3 separate regions of the Mus musculus genome follow, and regions 1 and 2 are each linked to region 3. A link is a loop called in an ENCODE intact Hi-C map of the cell type or tissue named here. Cell type or tissue: left cerebral cortex. All regions are shown on one strand.

Evidence for each region. Hi-C counts contacts between places; a loop is a spot of excess contacts. Peaks named below come from ENCODE experiments on the same cell type or tissue, not always from the same donor. Only the 100,000 strongest peaks of a DNase experiment are listed, where the experiment ranks them.
Region 1: a loop joins it to region 3, with 2.0 times the contacts of the local background. A loop is called at or near these places in 7 of 42 quality-filtered maps.
Region 2: it touches region 3 in a loop (9-fold over the local background); 3 of 42 quality-filtered maps call a loop at or near these places.

What each region holds. Positions count from the first base shown.
Region 1 is chr15:100,980,675-100,988,674 of GRCm38, reverse strand. It overlaps Scn8a (sodium channel, voltage-gated, type VIII, alpha), which reads right to left. Exons shown (of 26, transcript NM_011323.3): 11 at 4,630-4,986. Among named protein-coding and RNA genes, the nearest start is that of Scn8a, 48 kb to the right of the region's middle. In left cerebral cortex, a CTCF peak has its summit at 4,788; DNase peaks (open chromatin) are centred at 4,001, 4,700 and 5,066; H3K4me3 peaks cover 819 bases; H3K27ac peaks cover 1,045 bases.
Region 2 is chr15:100,867,399-100,875,398 of GRCm38, reverse strand. It overlaps a transcript of Scn8a not described here. Among named protein-coding and RNA genes, the nearest start is that of Gm35569, 37 kb to the right of the region's middle. In left cerebral cortex, a CTCF peak has its summit at 4,774 (motif pointing right); DNase peaks (open chromatin) are centred at 4,189, 4,458, 4,916, 5,398 and 7 more places; H3K4me3 peaks cover 4,538 bases; H3K27ac peaks cover 3,305 bases.
Region 3 is chr15:100,757,234-100,765,233 of GRCm38, reverse strand. It overlaps Slc4a8 (solute carrier family 4 (anion exchanger), member 8), which reads right to left and starts at 3,487. Exons shown (of 25, transcript NM_021530.2): 1 at 3,260-3,487. The coding sequence starts at 3,304. Gm52175 (a long non-coding RNA gene) reads left to right here. Exons shown (of 3, transcript XR_003951485.1): 1 at 1-611; 2 at 708-840; 3 at 2,308-2,545. In left cerebral cortex, CTCF peaks have their summits at 3,117 (motif pointing left), 3,390, 3,593, 7,634 (motif pointing left) and 2 weaker places; DNase peaks (open chromatin) are centred at 2,423, 2,763, 3,540 and 7,628; H3K4me3 peaks cover 2,382 bases; H3K27ac peaks cover 2,184 bases.

The sequences.
Region 1 (8,000 bases), 220 kb before region 3:
AAGGAAGCTACAGCTTCATACTGATACAAACTTGCTTTCACGAGGAATCACAACTGAACTTCATCTGCCGCCAGGTACTTTTTTTTTTTTTCCTCTCAAGACAGGGTTTCTGTGTGTAGCCCTGTCTGTTCTGGAACTCACTCTGTACACCAGGCTGGCCTCAAACTCAGAAATCCACCTGCCTCTGCCTCCCAGGTTCTGGGATTAAAGGCGTGCGCCACCACTGCCTGTCCATCAATCACTTTCTTATAACTGAAATTTATAGTATTTTAAAAGCTTCCTTAGAACCATTACAATCATTAACTAGTCAAGAATTTCTACAATTCCTGTGGGGTTCTGCTTTGAAATAAGTCTACCATAACTCCCTTTTCTCAAAGGATCTATATGGTCTAAGAAGGGGCCTCACCCTTTCCAAGTCAGGCAAACAACTCTCTCCATCCTTCTTTGGACTAAGAGAGATCGGGCAGAGCATGGCAAAGTCAGGCTGTAAGCACCCGGGCACCGCAGCCTGACTTCTAGCCTTCACTGTGGCCCCTACCGCAAAGGCCTCCGGCTTTGTGTTCTCCATTTTGGTTTTGCTTTTTACAGAGAAGAAAACAGGCCAAGCAATAAATCGTCCCAGAGTCCCATGAGCAGTCAGGAGAGCTTGTGCTTTAGCGTCAGTTTCAAGGTAGAGCAAGCTTTACACTGCTTAGGGCACCTTAACTAATTCCTGTGTGATCTGGGAGGGGAGAGGGGCTGCTTAATTCCCGAAGCCCTGTTGTTTCTTCAACAACAAAGGCAATAGCAATACCTCCCTCTCAGAGAGGGGCCTCTGAGCATCACAGGAGACAAAGCCTGGACATTTGCAATCTCCCTCGACAGATTTCTCAGTTAAGTGGGTTCTGGACTGTTGGTGGCACCTCTTTTCTTTTCTTTTCTTTTCTTTTCTTTTCTTTTCTTTTCTTTTCTTTTCTTTTCTTTCTTTCTTTCTTTCGTTTGTTTTTGTTTGTTTGTTTGTTTGTTTTTGAAGTCAGGGTTTCTCTGTGTAGCCCTGACTGTCCTGGAACTCACTCTGTAGACCAGGCTGGCCTCGAACTCAGAAATCTGGGATTAAAGGCGTGCGCCAGATCAACGGTTCTGTTCTCCCTTTCCCATCGGTGGTGGTGCACGTCTTTAATCCCAGCACTCGGGAGGCAGAGGCAGGCGGATTTCTGAGTTCGAGGCCAGCCTGGTCTACAGAGTGAGTTCCAGGACAGCCAGGGCTACACAGAGAAACCCTGTCTCAAAAAACAAAAACAAAACAAACAAACAAAAAAAGAATCAGAAGAGTCTCCTCTGCATCAGCAAAAAAGAAGAGTGAAAATTTCTAAACCATGAAAAAAGAAAACCCATCTGTCAATCACAACCACATAATCAATGAGGGTGTGAATGTTTTGTATGAGATGCTAATGAGATGCTAATGAGATGCTAATGAGATGCTAATGAGATAGAGCACAGAAGACTTTCTTCTCCCCTCCCCCCTCTTTTTCTTTCTTTCTTTCTTTTTTAAATTTTATTTGTATTTCTTAGCTGGACTCATGCCTAGGCATGGATACTGGATACAGTATCAATGGCTTCTATACCAATCCACAGAGCATGAACATGTATGAAGACAAGTTCGTTCTTAACATACCTGATAGTAAGGATCAATATATCTCAGCCTAAAGATGCAGTGATTATTTATCTGGCTCAGGCTTCCAGATGAGTAATTAATACCTTAAATTTCATAATTAAAACAATAATGTTTTAACATAAAAGAATTAATATGTTATTTCCTCTTAGGAAAAATGACTATTTCCCTAACTTTGCAAAGAAGCTAATATTTTAACTGTCAGAAAGATCTCTTGGGTCTCCGGAGACCTCGGTTCAAGTTTCACTTACGCCGAGTTACTAAATCTCTCTCTGAAGACAAAAATCACTTACTTTACAGTGTGGTCACAAAAATTAAGCAATAGCAAGCTGTGGTGGCTCGGGTCTGCAGGCTCAGTGCTCAGGAGGGTGAGGCAATCTGAACTACAAAGTGAAGGCAAGGGAGCAACCGAAACCCAAGGGATAGAAATAAATGCAGCTCAGTCATAGAGTGATTGCCGGCCTTGGGTTAGACACACACACACACACACACACACACACATACACACACGGAATATGGACGTAGTTGATCGATACATACATAAGAAAATCACAAGGTTGGGAAAATACCTCACTCATTCACAGGGAATGTCTCTAGCCTCCGACCAGTTGTCTTTCCCCCTCCACATCTGTCTCCATGTGGATTTGGTCTCGCACCACATAGCAGATGCATCCTACTTAGTCTGTTTGGTTCTTGAGAGCCTGTTAGTATAACTGACACATCTTCCTGCACCATTAGGAATCAGCCATAACTGAAGTGTTCTGGCTTCCTTGGCTATGAAGCCCTCGGGGATGATAATGATGCTCTTGCCTGCTGCCTCTTTCTGTTGTGCTGGAGTTCTGAGCTCCTGGCCTTGGGGCTCTTCATTCCAACATCACATAGGGCTATTTTAAAGAATCTCCTAAGTGCCTACATGGTACTCCACAGTACAGGGAGGGACAGAAACCTTACTGCACCGCCATCTGCTCAACTGAACATTTCTACACAGTACAGCAGAAACCATTCAACCCAATCCAACCCAACCCAACCCAGTCCAGTCCTCCAGCCTGATCATGTCTAAGCTAACGTATAGATACTTCCTCTCATACTTTTTCTCTGGGGGAGGGTGGGAAAGGCAGCTTTATCAATACATCACAGTTCAATTTGCCTTTGAATATTTGAATTTTTGAGCTGCCTCAGCTGTGCCACCCTGTGACCCAATCCTTACTTTCCACTGGTGTCCACTCTTGTTGGTTTTCCCAGAGAATATGTATCTGGGTATCAAGTTCAAAGTTCACCCTAGCTACAGAATCAGTGAAAATCAAATGAAAATGTAATAAGATGGTAATATCTTTGTTTATTTGGCCAGCGCTCTGGTTGAAGGACCGAGTCACTGTTTGTCATTACTTTTCATTGTACCTGTAAACAATTGGGTCTCCAAAAGGGCAATGGCCAACAGAGTAGACAGAGATGACATTAAAGCCAACTGGAAGGAAAGGACTGGGTATTCAGAGGGTAACGGTTCTAAAACTAACTTATAGGCTGTCTAGAGGTGTAGCCCAGTTGGAGAGCTTTGGTCTACTATGTAGATGGCCCTGGTTGGATCCTAGAACCAAACGTAGCTGCTTTGCCACAACCACGGAAGGTGGGGGGAGGGATTTGTAGCTTGTAAATCACTAAGTGTCTAAGGGACAAGACATTTTCCTTTTAAATAAAAGGGGGGAGAGAGAGAGAGAGAGAGAGAGAGAGAGAGAGAGAGAGAGAGGGGAGGCAACTCAAACCGACTTTTGAATTCTTTTTTTCCATTTCCTTCCACCCCAGCATGTGCTGCTAGAGGGAACGGAGAGCCATGGGCATGCCAGATATACCTCTGCTTCCATTAAGTTCCATATACCAGCCCTGTCCTTTCGGATCTTTATCTGTACAGTCAACAGCTTCCTAGAGTCCTAACACAGATCACCCAGAGACATTTTGCCCACGATCTGCTTCCTTTCCCACATGCACCATGCTAATTAAGGGGCTAATGGTCTTCATGCTGTGTTAGAGGCACAGAGGGGTTAGACCGTTAGAAGAACATGCTGCCTCAAGAGGCCCACACCAGTTGCAGACGTTAAAAAGCTGGAAGTAGGCAGGGTTAGGACTACTGAGGTCTAGTAATTTAAAACTTTTTAAAAAGAGCTTAGAATTTAAAGAAATGTGGAGATGGCTTTTCCCAAAGAGGGAACCGTTACTGAGCCCTTAGAAGCTATTATGTGTTCCTCCTCCAGAGCCTGACAATCGACTCCACTTAAATTTATCTTCTGCCTTTCTTTTCTTTCCTTCCTCCCCCATAAAGCATGTGTTCGTGCCCCAACCTCCCACTTTCCCGGCTCCTCAGTTCCCCATTCCAATCCATTCTGATACTCTGGGTCCAGTTACCACTCCTGGCTTGCTTGTCTGGTACAACTTCCACCCCAGCATCAAGTATGATCATTTCTCTTTGGAAAAAAAAAAATGTCTCATCCTGTATAGGGGCAGAAAATAACTCAAAAACAATATATATTTAAATTGAAACAGTAAAGTCTTTAAATTCCAAGCTGTTTTCCTAGTCGGGAAAAGATGACGGAAAAGAAGCAGTGATTTCAAACCAGCTCAGACTAGGTCACTCACTGGTAGTGGCAAATGGTCATTTTTCATTCTGTCCTGCAGTCAATCAAAGCGTGTGTGTATAGAGGGAGGGGCAGAGGGCGGCCTGATTTGTTTAGATGGAGGAAAAGGGAAAGAGGTAAATTAGGAAGAGCCCGGAAAGGCAGGAGGAGATGAAGCAGAAACTACGGAAAGGAGTGAGGGAAGACTGAGGTCGAGTAAAGGGAAACCGAGGAGGGACAGTGGAGAGAAGGGAAGGCAGCCCACGAGGCCAGGAAGGCAGGCAGGAGGCTGCAGGAGGGGAGGCTGCCATGCCTAGCCCCGCCCACCATGTCCTTCCTTACACTGTCTGTAGCTGCCTTATCTATTTTCACCTCAGGCAGGAGCCGCCCGATGTGCGAGCCAGGCCCGATGAGCGACACCACGCCATTGCAGTCCACGGTGCTGTTGCGTTTCACGCTGCGCCGCAGGCTGGGGAAGATGCGCGACGAGCGGCTGCACTGGCTGTAGCCGCTGTAGCCGCTGTAGCTGCTGCGGCGCTCGCGGGCGCGGATCGGGATGAAGAGCGAGTCGCGCCGGCCCTCACTTTCCTCCACTGTGCTGTGCTCGTCGTCTGCGAACTCGTTCTCCGAACCGGGGTCCCGGAACCGTCCAGGACCCCGAAAGCTGAAGATGCTGCTTTTGCTGTTGTGTCGGGAAAGGAAGGGCGAGCCTGGGATGCTGAGCAGCGACTGGGTGGTGGGGGATGAGAGAGAGGGAGAGAGAGAGAGAAAGAGAAAGAGAGGAGTAAGACCAAGCAGCCCCACGGCCCAGAGACATGGCCTCCCCCTGCCCTATGTGGCCCTGCCCAATGCGCCCCTGCTGTCCTCTGGCCACACCGGGACCCAGAAAGTCCTGTGGGAGGTTGGTCTGTTACCAAACATCTTACTCTTAATCACACCTCGCTGCCCAAATACCCAGGATCTCCAATGGACCCTGCTTGCAAATCACTGTTTCTTGTGCTTACGACCAGCTCCCACAGAATGTGCATTTAACGCCACCCAACTTGGGACTCCATGGCCCACCTAGCAAAATCAGAACTTGCCCTCTCTCCATGGGAACCTGCTGGAGTTCTGATAGAACTAGAAAACACCACTGTTTAGTCAGCCGACTCTCCTCTACTTTCAAGCTAACACCTTTTAAAATCAGAATTTAAATCGTTGTAAATAATTTATTTCCCAGCACTGACATGTTCAAGACTCTACCAAATTTTTCATTTATTTTTATCTTTCAGCATATTTTCTTTGCACACTCCCTCTAAAATTTTATGAAAGTGCATGTTTATGCTTACAAGTGTTTTATTGATCACCACTGAATACTTTTCTGAACAAAAGAAGCGCCTCTAAAATTTAAAACTTCCTTCTGTGGTGATGAGTCCCTGAGATATTTTTCAATTTCTCTCAGATTATAGTTTTTATGAATGTACCTGATCACACACGCACAAACACAATCTATCTATCTATCTATCTATCTATCTATCTATCTATCTATCTATCTAGTGTATATTTGACAAGCAATTAACTTAAAAGTAGCTATTGATGCACACCTTTCAGTGAGATGGCTGTTTTGTTTTGTTTTTTAAGTTCGCGCTTCCCCGTTTGTTGACAGGGTTACTTATGAGGGGAGGAAGCTATGACTCACCCACGCTCATTCCTAATAATCGATTTTAAGGGTTGGGCCCCTTATTCATGTAAATATTATCTTGGAAAGAATTGTATTATAATGTCATTCAATTCTTTGAACTCCTTCCAAGTTATATGCCGAAAACCATACTGCAGACTAGCAGCCAGATGTGCAGCCAGATGTATTTTAAGGACCTGCCAGATGATGAACTCACTCCTTTTCATTTTGTTGAGCATGGAGCGTGGTGAACTTGCTAGTGAATGTGTTGCCTGGCTAGAAGCAGCCCCTTTCCTGAATGCTGAGGGTCTTGGAAAGGGGGATATTAATGATTCTCGGACACTGTGTGCTACTCTTACTCTAAGGCAGCTCTGGCTAACACAACAGAAAAAGGGACAAGCAAAACCATGTTAAATTATCAACAGTGTGGATATTTTAAAGCAAAAGAATTTTATAATAGTACCTGCTCTAAATACATTGTATCAGAGTCTCATGGTACCTGCTTTAAATACATTATATCAGAGCCTCATAGTACCTGCTCTAAGTACATTGTACCAGAGTTTCATAGTACCTGCTTCAAATACATTGTATTACAGTCTCACAGTACCTGCTCTAAATACATTGTATCAGAGTCTCGTGGTACCTGCTCTAAATACATTGTATCAGAGTCTCATGGTACCTGCTCTAAATACATTGTATCAGAGTCTCATAGTACATGCTCTAAGTACATTGTATCAGAGTCTCATGCTACCTGCTTTAAATACATTATATCAGAGTCTCATAGTGCATGCTCTAAGTACATTGTATCAGAGTCTCATGGTATCTGCTTTAAATACATTATATCAGAGTCTCATAGTACCTGCTCTAAGTACATTGTATCAGAGTTTCATAGTACCTGCTTTAAATACATTGTATTACAGTCTCACAGTACCTGTTCTAAATACATTGTATTACAGTCTCACAGTACCTGCTCTAAATACATTGTATCAGAGTCTTAAGACTGCAGATTTACTGTCATTAGTTTAAGGGAGTCTGAAATATGATCTATTCCACAAAGGTAGTTTTCTATATCAAAGGAAGTGGTCAAATTAAACTTGCTTTCACTTGAAAAAGTATGTGTGCCACTCATAATAATTCCAATCCTGAATTTACAGCATTTCAGAATATTTGATTATAACTATTTTTCTCTTAATAGATGCATAGGAGGAAAGTGTTGTGGTGTAGTTAAGGTTCCTGTTTTAAAGAAGACTTTGTAGGCACCAATGCTTTCAATACTCCTTTCAGCTGACATCCTTAGGGCAAGGAGTCGCATAAGCTGACCTGGGATGGGGTAGGGTGGGGCATGGGGAGGGTACTGCAGGGGAGCTTTGGGCCCCGGGGCTTGATCTCAGCCACAGCTCTGTGTAGGTCACGGGTAGATCTGGTTCCTAAGTCTTCAGGTGCTGAAAGGGAGACAAAGCCCAGGGCGAGCTAACTTCTGTAAGAGGAAGGCACCAGGCTTTGAGGGAAATTTTACAGTTCAAAGCTGTAGCCAGAGTTTTTTGCCTCAGAGTTTAGGCCTACTTTTCTGCTAAAATGACTACTGTGTCAATATAGCATACATATTGCAAACATTAAAGGAAAACTGCAATACGCAGTTAATAATAATAACCCTGGTAGGGCTGCTGTGTTCAGGATTTTGCCCTTGACTGTCCAGAATTTCATTTCTGCTTCTATGTTCCAAAGTGTTTCTAGGTCCCTTCTCTTTTTGTAATGCACAAAGCCTCTGTCCCTAAATGGGTTACATTCTCTTTGAAGAATTCTAATTCAATGCACATCACCCGTGTCTTCCACTTGCTGCTTGGTCTTTTCCTGACTTGCCTCTAAAACCCACAAACTTCTGAGACATATCTGAGTTTTATCACTGGGGATCACACCAAGAAAATCAAAATCAGGACTGGAAGCACAGCCTGTTACAGCGCTTGCTGGAGTTTCACACGGGGCTGAGCTCTACCCCCAGTACCACAAAAAAACAAAACAAAAGTAAAAACAAAGAGAGAGTCATGAATCATACATAGGTTATTTTCACCTATGTGAAGGTAAAGTC
Region 2 (8,000 bases), 110 kb before region 3:
CATGGGGCGGTGTGGGGTCAGCGCAGCACCTGTATGGTATAATTTTTCTCATTTGAGACTAGCAATGTCCATTCAGGTTAAGGAACCTGCAGACCCCGCCTCCTGCGCAGACTTCCAGGAATTATCTGCTTTCAGACTACTGAAACTTACATATATATCAGATACACATGCAAATACCCACTAAGCTGCCAAACCTCGAGAGGACGGAAGCAGATTTTATATAATCCCCACAAGCGTGGCATTGAAGGCATTATTACTCCTATGTTTACAAACCCAGAGAAACTAGATAACTTGCCCGAGGTTAAAAAGCAAGTAGCCAAGTCAGGATTTGAACTAGCTCTGTCCAAGGCCTGTAGTTACCTTCGACAATGGCAATTGGTTGGGTTACTTTTCCTTATTCCATGACATAGCATTTGACTATGTGTCCTAACTTCACAAAGGGACAGAAACAACTTCAGCTGCCTTCTCCTTTCTCTTTCCCCACATTTATTTTCCACCCTTTTGAAAACTATTTTTAGGTAAAAACCACTGAGCTTAACCTGACAGTCACACAACATTTCTCCGATCGATATGCCCACAGGGCCAAAGTTGTGTTTCTACCTCTGGCTCTCTTACAGCCACGGTTTCGAGCAGGTCATGGTTTCTAAGTTGGTGCTATTTAGCAAATGTGTCCATGTCTGATACAGTGTCTTACACCTGGGAAGTACTGGATGACAATGGTCATCAAGTTACTGACTGGGGGTCTTTATCCCTCTAATTAATGTGCTACATTTTAGCCAAGAGACTTAAAAAGGGGTGGGGATTACTCTGGGTAAATTCTTTCACATTAAAGATAGTTTCCTGAAAATTGTTTAAAGGATTAAGGGGAAAGGCAAATGGAAATGTAACAACTTAATGTCTGAGCCCCTGGGTCTATTAGACCCTGAGTCTAAGAACATGAAAGCTACAACTTGGAAAGTATCATTTGAGCAACTTCTGCAAGTGTAGCTTATAACTGAAAGGCACAAGCACATGTGGCCAATGCTCCTGCTGAGCAGTAAAAGCCAGGGCTTCCCTCCATACTATTTCTGCAACCAGTGTTTGTTATTTTTTATAACTGTGGCAACTGGGCACACTCTGGATAAGCTATCCTTAATACTTCCTCTACAGTACGGGCGTAAGGCCTTTCCCAGTGTAACTCACAGGGGTTAAACACCCATTAAGTAAATCAGGTGCTTTCCAGACTTGTTACATAACCCCAGCACATGAAAGAGTTTTCTTTCCATTCATAGAACCCTCTCTCACTTTAGGTAGCCATGTTTCTTTGCATTCTTTTCAAATAGGTGGAGTGTCTTCCAGCTCTCTACAAAATGTTGTCTCGGCTTTCATGATAGCAAGCATGTGAAAGACTTTTGCCCCTTATGTAGTTCCAAAGTATGTCCTTCAATGTGACACATGTTACCTTCTAAGAGAGATTAAAGTATTTCAACCACCGGGGTGAGCCATTTTCTGTGACACTGAGTTCCCTACCAACAAAGTATTCAAAGTGGAGGGGGTCCTATAAGAAGGATTCCCAAGGGAGGCAGGAGGCTGAGCAAGTTGAATTTTATGTTCCACCTTCTTAATCTATGATTTTAAAACAATTTTAGACCAGCATACCACAGAGACATAATGGTTCGCAAGCTGGCCTGCTGAGTCCCATCCCCAGCTCACTGTTTAGATCAACCTAGCAAAAGTACCCTTCAGATTCAGCTTAACTTGGTTAGCTATCGAATTTCTTCTGGCAAAGACCAAATTACCGTAATATTGACAGTTTCTTGCTATTTGAAATGACCGGGGGGGGGGGGGGTCCTGAAACCATGCGGTCAGCAGAATGTATGCCTTACATACCGATCTGCTGAAGCCAAAACAGCACTGCCTCTCTGTGAGGGACAGCTGAAGTGAGGAGTTACGTGGGAGTAGGAAAAATGTGATAACCAGACCTTCAACCTCAAGTACGACCCAGCTGCGCATGCACATGCAGATCCACATCACGGGGAAAGCCTGCTGTTCATAGCGGCAAAGCGAATCCAGTCCCTTCCACCGTGACTTCAGCCACACAAGCCAGGGAGCTGTCCTTCAGCACCGCAGCAGGTACCGCTCTAGCAAGCGTAACGCCAAGGAAAGGCAATGCCGACAGGAGCGAGCGTCAGGGTGAACTGATTAGAGTCCTCCTTCAAGCAACCGTATAGCTATTTGTTTTTAAATACACTATATCCCAAGTCCCTATCCTTGTTAATTTAAAAGAAAATTTTCCAGATATTTATAGGAAAGTTGACAAAACCTCAAATGAAAACCGAAGGCATATAAAGTCAGTCTCTCAAAGCGACCCCAAGAAACCAGTGACTAGCTAGCCTGAACCATCACAGAAATTGCTACACAAAACCCACCACATCCCAGTAAGAGACATATTATATCTACACACATCAGATGTTCTGAGAACACAGAACATGCTTGCAGCCCCTCTCCGGAGAGCTTCAATTTCTAGGACAGACACAATTCTCACGGAACACCAAACCATCACTACCCCCACACACAGCAATCAAATCCTCTTTCAGGGAGAACTGAAGGCCTTATGGGTCATGAGTTCCAGAGGAAAATGCTGCAGTATTTCAAGAGCCAGGTTACAGACAAAATGCTAAAAGCTTTCAGCGTTTTGAGCGTTTGAGCCTCTTGGTTCCTGCCATCCTGCTACTGGGTATTAACGTTGTCCAGCCATTTGCATTACACATCAAAAACATATTTTTGAGGAAAGAACAAGGCTCCCTCCCCCATATCTTCTAATGCACATGGAGAAAAGGGAAGAGAGCCTGTGAGACGTTTAAAAACCTACCACACCCGAAATCTCCTTGGAAAGCTAAGACATCCCCCGATCCTAACACACATACAACCTCCCTAAAGGATCTCCAGGTTTAAACTCGAGAAAACAGTTATAAAAAGCACCCCCCCCCTTTGCCCTAAAGGCCCTTACCCACACTTCCTGCTTCCAATCCCTGCCTTCCCGGATGCCCACCCCACTGTGCATTAAAAGCCATTCCCCCTGTGCAGCAGACCTTGCAGCCTGCTATTTCTCCCTGCCCGAGTTCGGCCAGGTGCAATGCAAAGTTTTTTCTATGTTTTCCCCCCACCTCCACCCCAACAGATGACATTGATTATGAACACTGATGCGAATCTTGGAACCTCCAGTTATAAAATGTATTCCCCCGGTGCTTCAAAAACTGCAGTGTAAGTGAGGGAGAGGGCACAGGGTGGAGTAGTTGGAAGGAATGCATGGTTTGGAGAATTCCTGCTTATTGGGCTGAAAAATAACTCCCACTCCAACCTAACTCGAACCTAGGGGACGCTGAAGGGGTCTGACAGCCCCCACTACCGCCCGGAAAGTTAACTGCCAAGTCTCCACCGGTGGTTGCTGCGGGCAATGGAGAGGACAGAGCGGTGCTCCCCGGAGAAATGCAGAGGTTTTGCGGTCCCCAGGGTACCAAGGGTGAAGCAGAGAGGAAGGATCCAAGCTATGGATCTGGGCAAACAGTTCTGTATCCCAACGCTAACAAGAAGCCCAGGGTGCTGCTGCCCGTGGTAAGGTGGGGGAGGGAAGGGAGCGAGGAGAGGAACGAGCTCTGCATAGGGTGGCGTAGGGGTGGGGTGGGGGAAGGGGGATATTCTGAAAGTGATGTACTCTGATGCAGGAATCCTAACCTGCTAAGGAAGGTCGCGAGGGGCTCCAACACAATCCCTGAGCACCCTGGCGAGAGGGGGAATGATACATCCAAGTAAAGGAGTGAAGGACAGGAGGTGTCCTGACTGCCCCACGAGCCCATGAGTCCCCCGGCTTCTGCAGTTGTTAGCAATGTGGAGCCGAATGAGGGAGGATCCAGTAAGGACTGGGGGAGGGGGCAGAGAAGAGGGGCTGCAGAGCAGCCCGAGAGCCCCGGCCGGGCTGGCACTGGGGGCTGGGTGCCGGCTGCAGCGCCGAGGGGACACCGGGGCAAGCCCGCGTCCCTGGACGACCAGGCAACCTGGAGGGCAGGGTGTCCAGGGGTGGGAGCTGGTGGTCCCCCATCCTCCTCAGGAACCCCGGCAAACACCGTAGAAGGAAGCAAGACTTCCAAACACCCGTGCAAAGCACGAAGGGCATAAACCCCGCTCCACGGCGGCCACGCGAGCCCCGTGAGCCCCGCGGCCCGCGAGCCGCGCCGTGCGCTCTGCGGCAAAGCCCCGGGCTGAGAGGGGCGAGCCCGCTCCAGGGTCCCGGGGCGAGAGGGGAGCCCAGGCCGAGGAGCGGCGCCGGGCCGGGGGCTCCGGGGCAACTTACGGCGGCGGCGGCGGCGGGCGAGGCGGCGGCGGCCCTAGCGCGGGGCCCGGGAGGCGCGGCCGGACTGCAGAGGCGCCGAGGCTGCGGCGGGCGGGACTGCGGTGGGCGCCATCTTGGAGCGCTCCCCGCGCCCGCCCCCCGCGCTGCGCGAGCCCTTGCATAATTGATGACTCGCGCCGCGCGCGCCGCCGCGCGCCCCCGCCGCCGGGCCCCCGCGCGACCCTCCGCGCGCGCCCCCCGCCCGCGCCCCGCGCCCGCCCGTCCTCCTACCCGGCCGCCCGGCCGCCCGGCCGCCCGCGCCCCGCGCCCGCCCCGCCGCACCTACCCTGCCGGGCGCGCCCGGCCGCCCGCTCGCCCGCTCGCCTGCCTTCTTCGCTCCCAGCTCCCCGGCCTGCGTCCCGGCGCTCCGGACTGGATGCGCGCCGGAGCCCGACCGGCAGGGGGCGCCGCGCCCGAGCGCCTGGGAGCGTCCCCGGGCCCGCCTCCGCGACGCCCCCGCCGGCCCCACGAGCACCGGCGTCGACACCCGATAGATGCTCTGCGGCCCTGGTCAATGACAAGAGTCTCCTTGCTCCCGGGCACGCCCGGTCACCGTGCGACCGCAGTCGGAGTATCTGACTTGATCCTTGGTCAACTGATCCAACGCACAGCAAATGAAAGCTAGTGTTACGACAGGGGCCTGCCGTGAGTGGCAAAGACGCTTCCTCGGGTTTGGAAGCTTAGAGGTCACCTTACCTTCTCCAAACTCAGTGGGTAGATCTGTGAAGTTGGCATGAGCCTTTGAACTGCTTCCACATGCCTAAGGAGCTTCACGGTGAAGGTGAGGAGGACTCCTGGCGGTGTCTCTCGAAACGCAAATTCAGTTGACACTGAACAGCACCCTCTTTAAGCAGTGGCGGGTGACAACCTGTCCAAACCTCAGTGTTCTGTCACTAGAAGGGAACAGTCAATCGCGGCACCAAGCTGATAGCTTTATTGTAGAGACTAAAGGGGAAGTGCATTTACAGTTTTCTAACACAGCCCAGCACGGGATGTGGCATAATGTGTCCATTACATGCATTTTACAGTAGCTTTCTCGAGATATATTTGGCTCACGGTAAGCGCCATGTTTAGAATATATTTTGACATGTGTGTGCGTGCAGGAACTCCTCGACACTAAGGTGATGGGCATGCCCAAAGTTTCCTTGTGCCTCTTTGCAATCCAGCTTTGCATTGCCCACACACACAAGCCTCCCCCAGGCAACCGCTAATCTTCTATTACTGTACATTGGTTTGCATTTTCCAGAGTTAATAGGATCATACAGTATGAACCTTTTTTTTGGGGGGGAGGGGTATAGGACACTTCTCTCAGCATGATTATTTTGAGTTTTTTTTTTTTTATGCTGCCGCGAGGTATTCATTTCTTCTTGCCACTGGGTAATAATCATTATGAAGGGGCATACCAAATTTTAAACTGCTTATTGATGACATTTGAACTAGCGCCAGGTTTTTGCTCGTTACAGATTAATCTGCTATGAATGCATCTTTGTATGAAGACATTCTCTTATCTCTCTGGGTATAAATATCTAGGAAGGAAATGTCTGGATTCTTTTAGGTAACTTAACAAAATTAAGAAAATTCAGGGACTGCAGGTGTGCTCTATTGGTAGCGTGCTTGCCCACATGCTCAAAGCCCTGGGGGGCCTCTCCGACACCAGCCACGTAACCCACGTAACCCAGAGAAGGTCATTCTCGGGAACATAGCAAGTTTCAGGCTGGAGGTCCCCATGTTTCAAAGCTAAAATAACAACAAAAAGAAAGGAGGTTCTGAGCTGCTGTTCAAAGCGCTTCTGCCATTTCAGTTCCAGCCCACAGCACAGTAGGTCATCAGCCCACAGCACAGTAGGGCATCAGTGCCCCACATCCTCGTCAGCATCTGGCATGACCAGGCTTTTTAATTTTAGCCGTTCTAATAGTGTGATGAATTATTCCACTGCGGTTTTAGCTTCTGTTTCACTAATGACTAAATGTGTTAAATGTCTTGGCTCAGTAAATCCTGCTGGTTGAAGTTGTCTATTTGGGTCTTTCATACTTTAGAGGGTGTTTGCTTATTGAAACTTGAACTATTCATATTTCTTACAGATATACATCTTCTAAGTCACATGGTTGGCAAATGTTGTTTCCTAGTGTGGATTTATATTTTTTTGTCTCTTGATAAAACTCTTAAGTTTTGCAAAGTCCAATTTACTTTTTCTTCTTCCATAGACCAGATGTTTCACCAGATGTATAAGGCTCTTGTCCTGGACTCTTGTTTCATTTACATGTTTACCTGACCTTGCTTACTCTTGCTTTAAAATAAACGTTGGAATAGAGCAGCAGAAGCCCTTTTACACACGGAAGATTTAGTGTTGTGCCGTAGCACACGTATGTTGTGTGCAGTGGGAGAGCACACATATGTGGTGTGCGGTGGAGGAGCACACATGTGTGGTGTGCTGTGTTGTAGCACACGTGTGTGGTGTGCGGTGGGGGGAGCACACATGTGTGATGTGCAGTGGGGAAGCACACATGTGTGGTGTGCGGTGGGGGAGCACACAGCTTGATGGGACCCTGGATTTCCTAAGCACAAAAAGCACCGTGGGCTTCGTGACACAGGCCTGCCAGCCCAGCTCTGGCAAGGCTGGGACGCAGGGTCAGGATGACAGCAGCTAGCCTCTCATTTCTCACTGTCCTCTCTGCTTTTCCAATGCTGGCTTTCCAAGTCTAGGTCTTCCACATTTGCCTACAAACTTTGGACTCTGTTTGTCAAGTTCTACCAAATAGTAACAACAAGAAATCACTGGAATTTTTATCAAAACTGCATGAATTTAAAGCAGTCAGCATTGGGGAAACTTCCTTGACAACGGAACCAATGAATCCGTTTCAGCATTACGTGGTCTCTGTTTCAACATTACGTGGCCTCTGTTCTAGCATCATGAGGTCCCTGTTTAAGCATTACATGGTCTCCCGAGGGCTCTGGTGGCTGCAGTTTTTCATGAGACAAGTCTTACTCCCCTTCCAGGGTGCATTTCTAAACGTTTTGTTTTCGTGTGTGTGTGTGTGTGTGTGTGTGTGTGTGTGTGTGTGTGTGTGTCAGATGGGTCACTTAACAATTTGTACATTTCGATTTCCCATTATTCACTGGAACTATATAAAAGTACAGGTGATTTTTCTGTATTTTGCAACTTGGCTAACTTAAGATCAGATTACCCAAAGGAAACAGGACAAGACTGGACCCGTTAGCATTCCTCTATAAAAGGTGTGGGATTGGGGGGGTGGGGTGGGGAGAGGGGACTCGTGTGTTTATCTGTACATAACATACACTTTGTGACTTCTTCTAGGGAGTCTGTTTTTATTCATCCTAGACAGAGAGGGTAACCATGGTTATTCATCCTAGACAGAGAGGATAACCATGGTTATTCATCCTAGACAGAGAGGATAACCATGGTTATTCATCCTAGACAGAGAGGGTAACCATGGTTATTCATCCTAGACAGAGAGGGTAACCATGGTTATTCATCCTAGACAGAGAGAGAGGGTAACCATGGTTATTCATCCTAGACAGAGAGGGTAACCATGGTTATCCATCCTAGACAGAGAGGGTAACCATGGTTATCCATCCTAGACAGAGAGGGTAACCATGGTTATCCATCCTA
Region 3 (8,000 bases):
AAGGCCTAAGGACCCGTGGCAGGTGGTGCCTACAGGGAGCCTGAATGTTCAATTCTGGTGAAGCTACAGGAAGCCAGCCTAGAAGGTCAAAAAGGAATTTCCTCAGTGGAGAGGAGAGGAAAGATCCCATGGCTAACCTGAGCCAAGGTACAGGACGTGTGGGTCAGCGACCACCTGCAAATTCTCTCGTGAACATCCTGCTCAGTAGACCATGAGGAGAGGCACTTCTGTCTCTGGCCCACGAGCCCTTCATTTCCAGCAGCCAAGCACTGACCGGACACCAGGCAGAGTTAGAAAGGACCATCTCTTCCGGGGCCCCTTGGAACTTCCAGCTAAGGAGACAACAGGATATGAAGACAAGTACACTCACACTCACTCTTTGCTGGGAAGGAACACAAGGAGAATCCTATGGATATCTCTGACTCAGGGGTGGAGGTCAGGAGACACAAGTGAGTCATGAGGCAGAAGAGTGTCCTAGAAAGAGGACGGATCCCGAGCTGTGAAGGAACACGTCATACCAAAGAAAGGCAAAGGAAGTCAGAGCTGGAGGCCATGGTCAGAGTGGAGGACTCCAGGGAGACTGGCCGAAGCCTTGGCCATGTCAAACCTTGGTAAGTATGGCCGAGTTTGGATTTTATTCTAAATTGCTCAAGAGGCCATTGGCAGGTTTTGAGATAAGACACGATGTGTTGTATTGTGTTTCTAAGCCCCCTCTGGATGCCGGATGGAGGGCAGCTGTGGACAGTTACGTCAGAAGGTCCGGGATGGAGTCAGGATGTGCAACTGTGGTGTCTTGAACCTCTGCTCTCAACAACTCAAACAGCTCACCTGCTCTGCAAGGTCCAGTCCCTCCCTCGGGCGGGCTCAGGAGGCGTGGTCACAGAGGGCGTGGTCACTACGGTGACCGCCCATTGGCTAACTATCCCTTCAAACCCTTGCCATTCCTTTCTCAGCCCTTATTCTCCTCCCTCCCTAAATCTCAAGTTCCCTTACCTGACCTCACAGCCCTTTTCCAGCCCACTCCATCACCCACTGTAAAGAACACACTTACAATGTGTGCAGACACAAAGGAATCAATTCTACAGGCCACTAACAGAACCCAAGTGTTACTTGATACAGCCAGCACACATTCTGCAGGTTATAGACAGATCTCCTCACACACACCCTAGCCTGATCGGGACCCCATCTTCTGTCTCAAGCCCCCTCACCAGTGACAACTCTTGGTCCTCGGGTAAACACCAGCTTCTTCAGCAGGGGCCACGGTGTCTCCCTATGTTACTAACCCAGAACACACCTTACATTCATTCCCCCGTGGCTCCTGTGGCTGCACCACACTGTCCTTCCAGAACCTGCTCCACATCTGCCACAGGACGTCTGAAATTCCTGTTCTGTTTCCAAGTTCTTCGACCTCCCCTTTCCTTCAGCTGATGTTCACTCTTCAGACCTTTGCCCAAATTTTCTTCATTAGAAACCTCTCCCATGGTCTGAGTCACGTACCCTCTCACAGGGCTGTCTGGGACACTGCCGAAGCACCTGAGTTTATGATGACACATTTCCTTTATGTAGTTTTTGTTGTTGTTTGGTTTTGGGTTGTTTTTTTTTTTTTTTTTTTTTGAAACAGGGTCTCATGATGTAGTCTATGCTGACCTCAAACACACAATCCTCCTGCCTCAGGAGGACTAGGACTACAGTGTTTTGTTTGGTTGACTTTGGGAAGCAGGGAAGGTAGAGTGTTTGTTCTGGCATGAAGACCTGAATCCAGACTCCCAGGACCCGTGTTAAAGCATACCAGCATTCGGGGCGGGTGAGAGGACCTCACCATAGGCTGATCCCAAGGGCTCATGGCCAGCTGATGTTCAGTGTAAGAACATGTATGAATAAATAAGGTGAATACCAGATATCAAACTCTGGCCAGCCACCACATGAGTGCTCGGGCACACACACACACACACACACAGGCATCCACACACAATTCTTACTTCTAGCCAGGGTATGGCTCAGTGGTAGAGCCTTTGCATAGCAAGTAGAAGGCAGTCCATCCCCAGAACCGCCAAAGGCAAAAAAACCAACCAACCAAACAAACAAAAACGCTAATTCTCCTTTTCTACCAGCTGGAAGAGGCAAGAGCATGGCCTATTTTTGCTCACTGTCTCCCAAACAAAGGTTGACTATAACATAGCATGTCATAAGATCAGATGGGGAAAGGTTTTCCAAGATCTTAGATCTATTTTTGTGACTGGCAAGCAAAGGCTACTTGCCGGGAAGAGGGGCAGGGTGTGTCATGCCCACTTCATTCACCACATGCAGGAAGTTCTCCATGCCTCCTCCCAGAACCCACTCCTGATGTCAACATGGCATTTGCTTCCAAGACCCGCCACCCTTCCTGCTTCGGTACTAGTCTCCGGCTCAGCTCCCTTCCCTCCTTCAAACCCTCTTGGCACAGCAGTAACCACACCTGATCGGGTTTCACAAGAAAGCCGGTGTGAGAATTCAAAAAGCTACTACTCACTGGATATCACACAATAAACTGTGTTTCACGGAGTCCTTAAAACAGCCTTGTGAAGTAAACCGTACACATATTTCCATTTTAATAGATGGGGAAACCGAGGTTCCAAGAGACAGGTAGCTTACTCAGATCGCGAAGCCTATGAGAAGCAGGTTGGAACCTGTACCCACTGACCCTTCACACCTAGTCCAATGCTTCCTAACATTAGCCGCCCCTGTTGTTCTAGGTAAGGCTGGTGGTGTCGGCGCTGTTGACACCTCACGGCTCCCCTGGTTCATGTGCATCCATACCCAGAACTTGTCAGCTGTCTGGGCAGCACGGAGGGATCCACAAAGCCGGCTACATTCTCAGGGCTGTTCCCAGCCTCCCGGTCTTTGCAAGGTTTCCTCTGAGTCACTGAGGAAACAGAGTCAAAACACAAAGACCCGCGCAAGGTCCCTGGATTCCCTCTCGTCCACCTACAGCATAACTAGGCAAGGCCAGAAGCCGGTGTGGGCCGCCAACCGGGACCCGCGGACAGAGGTCACTGCTCCGGGACACCGGGCAGCCGGCGACGCAGGGGATGCTGCAGTGCCGGCGGCTCCGGGCTCGGCCCAAGGTCACCCTCCCCGGCCACCCGGAGCGCCCCCTGGCGTCCCGTGCGGGCCTCCCCCCTGCCCTCGGGGACACGCCTGGAACCCCGGCTGGGGCAGGAGCGGGGCGGTGGGCAGAACACCGAGGCTGAGCCGGGGAGGAGCGGGAGGCGGGGCCCACCTGATAGCTGAGGACGCCGTCCGGCTCGTTGCTCCCGGCGGGCATGGCCGGGCGGAGCCTGGTCTCGCCGGTAGGTTCCAGGTTGAGCTGCAGCAGTCCGCGCCCTGTAGTCCAGTGTGAGACGATCGCACGCGCAGCGACCCCTACCCTGGATCCAAGGATCGGTCAACCATCAACCGGCGCCACCTTCATAGCCATCAGCCCGCGAGGCGCCCGCAGCAGCCAATCAGAGGGCGCCCCGAGCAGCCAATCAGCGCGCGGAGCACGGGAGGACGCTGTCCGGCGGTACCCTGGGCTACCAGGAAGAAGGGAGGAGGGCGCCAGAGAGCCAACCCCCTCCCCGCGCCGGTTGCCTTAGAAACCGCCTCCCCCCTTAGGGGGCCTCCGGGCTCCGAGGTCCTTCCTACTGCTTGCTAGGAACTGAAAATCCCTGCCTCTGTTTGCAGCTGCACCTGACTCTTGGGAAAGTGTCAGGTTTACCTGTTCTGATTTTATTCCTCGGAAGATGGGTTTTAAATTAATAGAAAATTTCCCTCCGAAACCAAGATGGCAGGAGGAAGTAATGAGAAGAGAGAGCCTTCTAAAATTACTTTTAACCCTTGAGTTAGTGGCCAGATTGAAGAGCGTTAGAGAGCAGCAGACAGGAAGCAGTCAAAGAGGCTGAGACTCGGGTCTCCCCAGTCTAAGACTGACAGCAGACAGTGGGGGTTGAGCTGAGGGTGATTTCAACGTGTCCAAAAGACATACTGTAAGACGAATTATTGTTCAGCAGCGGAACTAACCGATCTGAGGCGAGGTTGGAAAGTGAGGAGTAAGGCATTCGACTTGATCTGAGTTTAAAAGGAAACAGAGTAGGTTAACCATCCGTAGCTTGAGAGAAAGAAAGGGGCCTTTGTCTTCTGTCTCCTGAGAGTGGAGGTGAGTCCAAGCCATTGAGGGGAAAGGGATCGTGGCAATCAATCTCAGCCTCTGCCAAAACTGCAGAAAGGAGCATGACCCAGTACATGTCAAAGTTCAACCCTTATGGTGGTGCAGGCTCATCTAGCCCTCAGGAGGCTGAGGCAGGATAGCAGCAAGTTCAAGCCTGCCTAGACTTCCTGGTTAGACCTTATCTCACACAAAAATATTTTTTTTCAATCTCCACATATCATCAGTACACACTGTAATCAAAATAAGAAACAAGATTGGGCCTTAATGTCTCTGGAGCTGGGGAAATGGCTCGGTCTAAAAAGTTCTTACCATATAAGTGTGAGGAGCAGAGTTCAATCCGCAGCACCTAGGAAAACTGGGTCTGGAGGCAAAAGCTTGTGATCTCAGTGCTGGGGAAGGTAGAGACGGCAGAGTCCCCGGAGCTTGCCAGCCAGCCTCAGTCTCAACCAATCCATGATGAGCTGCAGACTTGGTGGGAGATTCTGTCAGAGAGTGCTGGAGAGACAGCTCAGCAGCTAAGGGAACTTGTTGCTGTTCTAGAGGACCTGGGTTGGGTTCCGGGTCCTCCATGGAGGCTCATAACCATCCAGAATGCCAGTCCCAGGGAATTTTTTCATCTCTTCTGAGCTCCTCAGGTGCAAGAAATAAATGTAGCACACAGACATAGATGCAGGCAGAACACCAATGCACATTAGAAAAAAAAAAAAATAGCCTCGCAGTGGTGGCACACACCTTTAATCCCAGCACTTGGGAGGCAGAGACAGGCGGGTTTCTGAGTTTGAGGCAGCCTGGTCTACAAAGTGAGTTCCAGGACAGCCAGGGCTACACAGAGAAACCCTGTCTTGAAACAACACAACAACAACAACAACAACAACAACAACAACAACAATAGTGGAGAGCTATTGAGGAAGGTGTCTGCCATCAAACTCTGGCCTCCACATGCATACTTATACATGAGTACACACATAAATGTGCACATGTACACACTCACACACGCATGTGCATGCATGCACATCATTTTTTAAATAAGATTTAAGTATGTGATTACACTGTCGCTGTCTTCAGACACACACCAGAAGAGGGCATCAGATCCCATTACAGGTGGTTGTGAGCCACCGTGTGGTTGCTTGGATTTGAACTCAGGACCTCTGGAAGAGCAGTCAGTGCTCATAACCCCAGAGCCATCTCTCCAGCCATCACTCACATCATTATTTTTGATCATCTATAAAAGGAACCTTGCCTGGTTATCATCTCACAACGTTTTTTCTTTCTATGCCTTTGTACTCCACATAGCTTCAGAGGTTGCTAGGCATCTAGAAGATTGCAAATATATGTATGTTTATTTCAATCTATTTATACATGTATTGAGGTTCAGCGAAATGGCTCAGCAGGTGACACCACTCATCACCAAGCTTCATTATCCGAATCTGATCCCCCAGGACCTACACGATGTAAAAAGAAACCCACTCTTGCAAGCTGACCTCAGACCTCCATGTGCACAGCACGGCTTGTGCGTGTGCGCACACACCTGCCAGGGTGAAGAGAGCAAACATCTCCAGTCTGGGGCCAAGATTTGAGAGTGGTAACATGCAGAGTAGCCACAGTCGGTCCAACACGGAAAACAGTAGTGAAAAGAGCAGTAGAAAGAAATGTTATAATTAGAAGATGTTCTGGTAAGGCTGGAGAGATGGCTCGGCGGTTAAGAGCACTGACTCCTCTTCCAGAGGTCCAGAGTTCAATTCCCAGCAGCCACATGGTGGCTCACAGCCATCTGTAATGGGATCTGATGCCCTCTTCTGGTGTGTCTGAAGACAGTGACTCTGTTCTCATATACAAAAAATAAATCTAAAGGAAAAAAAACAGTGGGGTGGGGTGGGGAAGCAACTCGGTGACAGTCATCCCAACCAGTCCTAGTGAAGGGCACAACTCTAGGTCAGCCAGGTACTCAGTACAGACTTGATGCTGAAGGGGAGCAGGAGGCACACTTGGGAAGCTGGACAGGATGCTGGAGGCTTTGAGATCAATCTGTCAATATAGGGAGAACCCTGTAAGCTCTAAACTCTGTCTCTTTTTGTTTGTTTTTTTGTTTTTGGAGGCAGGGTTTCTCTGTGTAGCCCTGGCTCCTGGAACTCACTCTGTAGACCAGGCTGGCCTCAAACTCAGAAACCTGCCTGTCTCTGCCTCCCAAGTGCTGGGATTATAGGCGTGCGCCACCACATCACGCCCAAGGCAACTCTTATAAGGACAACGTTTAATTGGGGCTGGCTTACAGGTTCCGTGGTTCAGTCCATTATCATCAAGGCAGGAACATGACAGCATCCAGGCAGGCCTACATCTTCATCTAAAGGCTGCTAGCAGAATACTGGCTTCCAGGCAGCTAGCCTTAAAGTCTACTCGCACAGTGACACACCTACTCCAACAGGACCACACCTAATAGTGCCACTCCCTGGGCTGAGCATATACAAACCACAACAGCTGGATAATAGATTCAAACTTTACTTTCCTTGTATAATAATGATAATAATAATAATAATGATAATAATATTAGCCGGGGGGTGGTGGCACACGCCTTTAATCCCAGCACTTGGAAGGCAGAGGGAGGCAGATTTCTGAGTTCGAGGCCAGCCTGGTCTACAGAGTGAGTTCTGGGACAGCCAGGGCTACACAGAGAAACCTGTCTCAAAAAAAACCAAAAAATACACACACACACACACACAAATATATATATATATCATGCCATTAAAGGTTTTAGGGAGCCATCCCTCCAGGCACCAGGGCCTAGTGAAATAAATGTGCCATTTATCGAAGTAGTCATAGCATCTCTGTTATTTCTCGGTCTCACTAATGAGAAAATTGAGTCACGGAGAAACCAAGCAACGTCTAGGTCAGGCAGTCACTAAGCAGGGATTCAATCATTATTTGTTAATTAAAATGGCTTTACTGAGAGCTCTGTATCCTGTGTCTTGGGTGCTGGACAAACAGCAATGAGAAAAGCTTCCCCACCCCCCAACCCCCCGGAACTCGGAACTTAGTGAGGAGACAGGAATCAAGTAGAAGAGACCACTGTAAGCTATGGCAGCTACTGTGAAGGCTGTGACAGAACGAACACGGTTACACCAGAGAGGGCGCTCTGTGGAGCCAAGGACAGCCCAAGAGTCCAGCGTGTCAAAGAGAGCCTGTCTGGCTCAGGAGTTCCTGGGCAACGTGCAGCTACCAGAAGGTGGGATGGATTACAGCACAAACCCAAAGCAGAGTGTTCATTAAAGATGGCTAAAGGTGGTGGCCAAAGGGAGGATGTGCCCAAATACCTAACTGTCCCCACAAGACAGATCTCAGCCACCCACGGAAGGAGAGGGCAGGGTAGGGCAAGGATTTCCAGGAGTCCTCCCTAGATCTGGTTTCCCTTTAGCTGCAAAGAGGCAGGACCTGTGGCCCTTGAGGGTCAAGTGCGCCATCTTCAGGCCAGTTATGTGAATTACAAAAGTATGCCAGGAGCAGAGTCTGACACTGCAGGCTCCTCTCCCAGGGCTCATTTGGTCTTCCCTTTCCAAGCCATACAGACACACACAGAACCACCGGGACAACTTCACCTGATCCAAGCCACAACTCTGTGAGGCAGACTGAGATAGACTCTGATCCCATTTCACAGATGAGAAGCTTAAACTTAGCGGTGTCAGTTGACCCAGGTCACCCACCCAAAACAGCAAGTGCACAGAGACAGAGACGCTTGGGCTGAGGTCAGCCGTATCTGACCCCGGAGGCCACGCGTGGGCGTCCATCCTTCCCTCGGGATGCCTGGGAGCTTCCCTGG